Regions from separate parts of the Homo sapiens genome. Here region 1 is linked to region 2. The links are chromatin loops, found by intact Hi-C in ENCODE. Cell type or tissue: K562. All regions are shown on one strand. Links, peaks and the distances in the headings refer to the core of each region. The heading gives the core; the rest is flanking DNA.

The links. Peaks named below come from ENCODE experiments on the same cell type or tissue, not always from the same donor. Only the 100,000 strongest peaks of a DNase experiment are listed, where the experiment ranks them.
Region 1: it touches region 2 in a loop (2.7-fold over the local background); 42 of 110 quality-filtered maps call a loop at or near these places.

Annotation. Positions count from the first base shown.
Region 1 is chr12:48,541,072-48,543,989 of GRCh38, reverse strand. No RefSeq gene overlaps it. Among named protein-coding and RNA genes, the nearest start is that of OR8S1, 17 kb to the right of the region's middle. RefSeq lists a silencer at 1,456-1,565. In K562, for the core only: a CTCF peak has its summit at 1,485 (motif pointing left); a DNase peak (open chromatin) is centred at 1,489.
Region 2 is chr12:48,600,015-48,602,932 of GRCh38, reverse strand. No RefSeq gene overlaps it. Among named protein-coding and RNA genes, the nearest start is that of LALBA, 31 kb to the right of the region's middle. RefSeq lists an enhancer at 31-1,230. In K562, for the core only: no CTCF peak of the experiment used is centred there; a DNase peak (open chromatin) is centred at 1,762.

The sequences.
Region 1 (2,918 bases), core at 326-2,825, 59 kb after region 2:
AGCTCTTTGGTTATGGGCTTAGGGCAAAATAACCCTAGCTCATTTAGACTTCATTGCAGTCTGAATGACCAACCTACAATTTCTCCCCTTGGCTCATGAGAAACCCTCCCTGCTAACCTTCTGGGCCTCCTTGCTGACCCCACACTTGCTATTCAGCTCCCAATAAACTGCAGACTTCCTGAGGGTAAGAGGTTTTTTTGTACTAATGATGACAGTTAGACAGGACTCCATTGATAAAGAAGACTCCAGGGACCCAAAATGACGTTGCTTACAAATCTATGATTTGCAGGAAAAATGATACAAATGTAGCAACAGCATTAAAGTAAGGATATGCACCACAGCCAAAAGCTGCCTCCCATCAAGGAGTCCTGGAGACAGCCCTGGAGGGAGCTCCAATATTCTTCCCCCTACAGGGTCATACTAGCATGTGCTCACTCTCTTGATTAGAAACCACCAATGTGTATGTGAAACACATCAGAACCAGGAGCTCAGACAATCTGGGTATGTATGACACGTCCTTCCCTTGATCCAGTCTAGTGAACTAGCAGCTGCCCCATGAACTGTCCCTGCAAAGGTAGCGGACAACTGAAGATCCAGTGTAAGCCCAAATATTCCCTTAGGAGCTGGCAAACATTCTTCCCTACTCAGCAGTGTTCAAGGACAGGAACACTGCACCTTGATCTAAAACCCTCAGGAGCCATTTCAACAAGGGCTCAAAGGGAAGCTGCTTTTAACACTACAAAATGTCTCAATGATTTCACTTAACAACCCCTTACTTTCATGTTTCCTTTTGCCGTCCTTCCATTATCAGTCAGCTTGCCCCATTTGAAATGTCTTTTTTTTTTTTTTTTTTTTTTTTGAGACAGAGTCTTGCTCTCTCACCAGGCTGGAGTGCAGTGGCATGATCTTGGCTCACTGCAACCTCCACCTCCAGGTTCAGGTGAGTCTCCTGCCTCAGCCTCCTGAGTAGCTGGGACTACAGGCACGAGCCACCACGCCCAGCTAATTTTTTTTTTTTTTGTATTTTAGTAGAGATGGGGTTTCACCATATTGGCCAGGTTGGTCTCGATCTCATGACCTCGTGATCTGCTCCCCTTGGCCTCCCAAAGTGCTAGTATTACAGGTGTGAGCCACCATGCCCGGCCGATAACAAATCTTTATTAGCAAAGAACACAGAATAAACAACTTTACAACCAAAAAGTAATTTTTGCCATAAAAAGGTGGCATATATATATATATATAATGGCTGAGGAATAACCAAAACTTGCCATGTAAGGCCAGTAAGAAAATTCCAACAATTAACAAGAATGCAATTTTCAATGGCCCATTAATTACAGAAAAATTAAACAACTACATCAAAATTAAAATTGCCTACATATTAGAAATACATTTCAACTTAACTAAATATCTTCTTAGTAGTAATTAGTCTCATAGTTACAACCCGGTGTCAGGTTATGGTTGCCCAGCTTCCTTTGGTTGGAGCGCCGTCTCCTGGCCAGAGAATGTGAAGCTCAGCCAAAGGAGATCTTTGGGCTTCCTTTTACCTTTGCTAATGCAGCAACCGTGGAACTGAATTTTAGTGGACCTGCCACTGGATTGAAATTTCCTGCCAATCCATTTTACTAGCTCCTGAGGTTTCAGTTTTATAATTTTCAGATCTCACTGGGAAGGTTTATTATCAGCAAGTGATTTCAAAGCATGTGCTACTTCAAACTAAGGGCAAGTAGGCAACCAACCACATGGCGTCAATGATTCATTTTCATCCTCTTTATCGGAACCACCCCTTTTCTATCTAAATAATGCCTTAGTTATAGTTTTAGCTAAAAATGAGTTGGGGAGACAAATTTCTAATCCCACATATGATGCTGGCTGGCTGAACTAATGGCAGCAGTTAGGCAGAGAGTAATGGCTAAGTCCAAAACACCTAATTTTTCTTCAATTGCAAAGTCCAAAAACACTTCTGGTCCCTCACAGGACCCCAAATAATGATGCTTACCAACCTATGGTTACTTTGGGAAAAGGATACAACACAGAAGTAACTTGAAGTAAGGAGAAATGTCACAGCCAAAGGATGTCTCACACAAGGTGTCCAGTGAGACCTGGCATGGGTTCCAGCTGTCCTCTCTCTATAAGGTAATGCCAGGACCTGCTTCACCCTCAGATCAGGAATCAGCGATGGGTAATGAGCTCAGCTAACTGTAAGAGCAAGGCCTTCTCCATCTTCTCCCCACAATATCTGGTGAATTCTATTATACAAGACAGGCTTAGTCAGCTGCCTTAGCACCTCGATGGTTTCTGTGTGTGACCAGGACTGCATTGTAACACATGCAGTCCTGCATTATCTTTGCAGGACTGCATTGTAACACTTTTAAAATTCATAATCTATAGCTTGATTATTGTGGAAGTCAAGCAACAAAATGATAAAATTCGAACTCTGTCTGAAAATCTGTAAAGACACTAGGTAGTTCATCATTTTTGTCTCCTGTCCAAAGACACAGATGTCTCAGGGAGTAAAGGTAATGTCAACACAAACTTGCATTTTCTTCTTTTTTTTTTGTTTTTGAGATGGAGTTTTGCTCTTGTCGCCCAGGCTGGAGTGCAATGGTGTGATCTCAGCTTACTGCAACCTTCACTTCCCAGGTTCAAGTGATTCTTATGGCTCAACCTCCAAGTGGCTGGGATTACAGGTGCCTGCCATCATGCCTGGCTAGTTTTTTGTACTTTTAGTAAAGACAGTGTTTCACCATTTTGTCCAGCCTGGTCTCAAACTCCTGACCTAAGGTGATCCACCCTCCTCAGCCTCCCAAAGTGCTGGGATTACAGGTGTGAGCCACCGTGCCTGGTCTAACTTGCATTTTCTTGATCAGTGGTGTATTGTAATTTTTTAGCCCACAGACTCAGGTATGCAAAATATGATT
Region 2 (2,918 bases), core at 216-2,715:
ACTTCCCTCATTTGGACTGTGCTCCCTTTCTACAGGCATTATGGGAAGGTTGACTTGGGTAAGAACTTTCATGTTAATACCTTTTTATTATTCACAACACTGTCCATGTAAGACTGGATGAGTATTTCCAATATTCCTTCTAAAGGGCTGGTGTAATCAAAGAAAGTTATAGGAGAAAAACATGTAAAACTGACACTCTATGTGGTCTTTATAAGAATTTAAGAAGGCCTTTAACATGGAGGTTAAAATCCTTGTTAGAAACAAGTGCTTGGTGCTGCAAAGAAAACCAACATGTAGGCAGAAAATTCCTCAGCAAGGCAAATTTACTTCTGCAGAAGGGTGCAGCTTGTGCCAGTCACAATTGCAAGAGCACACCGAGTGTGGTGGGGCAGGGGTTTTTATCCCTAATGCAATCAGTCCCTACTGCTGTGTTCTTTCCCCATTGGCTGGAGTTGAACAGCACAATCTAAGCTAACCTGATTGGTTAATGATTGAAATTGAATACAGCTAACTAGGTGGGAAGAGGGAGGCTATCTATTATGGTGTGAGGCATGTCTGGGCATGTCAGGGTGTGGCAAGGATGGGAAGAGTTGTTTACAGCATGGGTAACTAGAAACATGGGTAACTAGAAACCCATGTTACAGCATGTGTCTTAAAAACAAAGGACAAGGAACTAAAGCCTTTTGAAGAGGAATTTATCATTTTTGACAGTTTCCCCCTCTGATTTTATAGCTTTTCCTCTTCAAAACATCTCAGCATACCCCGGCTCTGTTGTTCTTCTTGGGTATCTAGAAGGAAGAGTTTATCAGAATAGGGTGGGGGAGAACTAAAGGAGGTTTTGGTGAGAGCTGTTTCTATAAGTCTTCACACTAAACCGCAAATACAGGGTATGATACAGCATCCTACAAGAATGAGCACGCCTATAACAATTACAAGGGAGGTGAATATTGAGGTCATAATTCCTTTCCATTTCCCAAACCATTTTTCCATGAGGCTTGTAAAGGGGTCATTTATTCCAGAATTTTTGGCTAACTCATTTGATAGGGAGGTAAGGCCTTGTAGGGCTTTTTTTTTATTGTTCCTCTGGGGGCTGTGTTATTAGGAATAAAAGTGCAGTGTTGAACTCTGATCATAACACAGACTCCGCCTTTCTCTGCTAACATCATATCAAGGGTTACCCTATTTTCCCAAGCCACCTGGCTGGTGGAGCCTGATTGTTCAGCTATTCCTTTAATGGTATCTCTTGTATAATTGACAAATCGCTGCTGATTATAGTAGATGTAATTTATCTAATTTACATTTTCATTTATAGTTGACCACCAGAACCATGCTGACTCAAACCTTGCAGCTATTTGGTTTCGGGCTTTAAATTCATCTGGCACTTCTTGCAGAACTCCAATAGCATCTATATATACATGTGAGTCAAAAGACCTGTGAGGGGCACTTCTTTTTTTCCGATTATCTCTCTTATTGTGTTGACGAGATGCTAGGGTGAAAGGGATGGCCAACTGGACTAGAGCGAAAGTGCCACTCCAGTTACTGGGCAGAGTACCCAGTAGTGGTCCACCGCAGTACCACCATACGTCTGTTCGGGGATGAACCAGGGCAGACTGATGGGTAAGCTCTTGGAAGGGCTTAGTTTCACTGCACCCAGTTAGGTTTCTGAGGGACATTAAATTTTCCCCTTGTCTTGCGAGACACAAGGTGAAATTAACATCAGAAGTGGGAGGCCAGATGGTTCTCAGAGGATGACTTGCAGGGCCTTTGGCTTCTGAGAATAGCAGTGAGAGAGTCTTGCATGACTCATCGCCCCAGGCAGTGGGGTTTTGAAAGAGAGCTACAATGCAGCTCATGCCCAGTCCGTGAGAAGACCACCCAAGTGGAAAGGGGACAATTTGGGTCTCTGGCCTGCCTGTCATACAAGCGTAACAGTTGCTTTTGTTTAGCATGTGAACAGAATATTTAATCCATTCCAGCCACGCATTTGCATCTTGATACCCTGTTTCAATTGCTATAGTTTGTTCTAAATCTTTAACCCCTACAACAACTACTTTGGTTTTATCACTGAGTATATAACAAAAAAAGGTTTGGTTAGAGGAGAATTTAGGAGAGGGAGAAGGGGGTGCAGGAGGTGGGGAAGCAATGAAGCATATTTCAAAGGATCCTATGGAGTCGTTCCCTGAGACTTCTGCTCCTATACAATAGAAACGGCTTAATGAAGGGAAAGAACTCTGGGGAGCAGAGATGGTAATCTGTACTGGATTACATTGGTTCAGCTGACAATTGGGAGGAGTAACTCCTTTAGCAAAATGAATATATGGTTTTAGGAAACTGCAAGTACTAGTTGAGGTGGTCCCTACTTGCTCTTTAGTATTCCATAGAACATTGGACCAACTTCGGCAGAGAAGCTCTGCTCTAGGAGGACAAGATTCCCAGTTCACACTGGAATCTTCATCACAATTTTCCCAAACTAGCTTATCCCAGTTAATAAATGCCCAATCCGAGGGGAGCCAGGAAGGACAGAGATACTTTTCTGAGGTGGAGAGTTGCCTTTGACTTGACAAATCTCCACAGGGTATAACAAGGCAAGTGTGAAAGGTAATAGGGGTGAGCTTGACTTGGTTACATTAATAATAAGGGACTAGTGATAGAGATGGGGAGGAAAGAAATACAGAATAAGAGGGTTAAACCTGCTTTAGCCTTCCTACTGATAATAGTGTAAGGGTTGGAAATAACAGGATGTGTAATTTGGACTATCTGATTAATAGCTTGAAGGTCTCATGGTAACCAGTATGACCCTTCTGGCTTCTTTACTGGCAGTATTGGAGTGTTATAGGAGGACATACAAGGTTCGAGAAGCCCATCACGGAGAAGACCTTCAATGACAGGTTTTAAATTTATCCTGGCTTCTAAGGGAA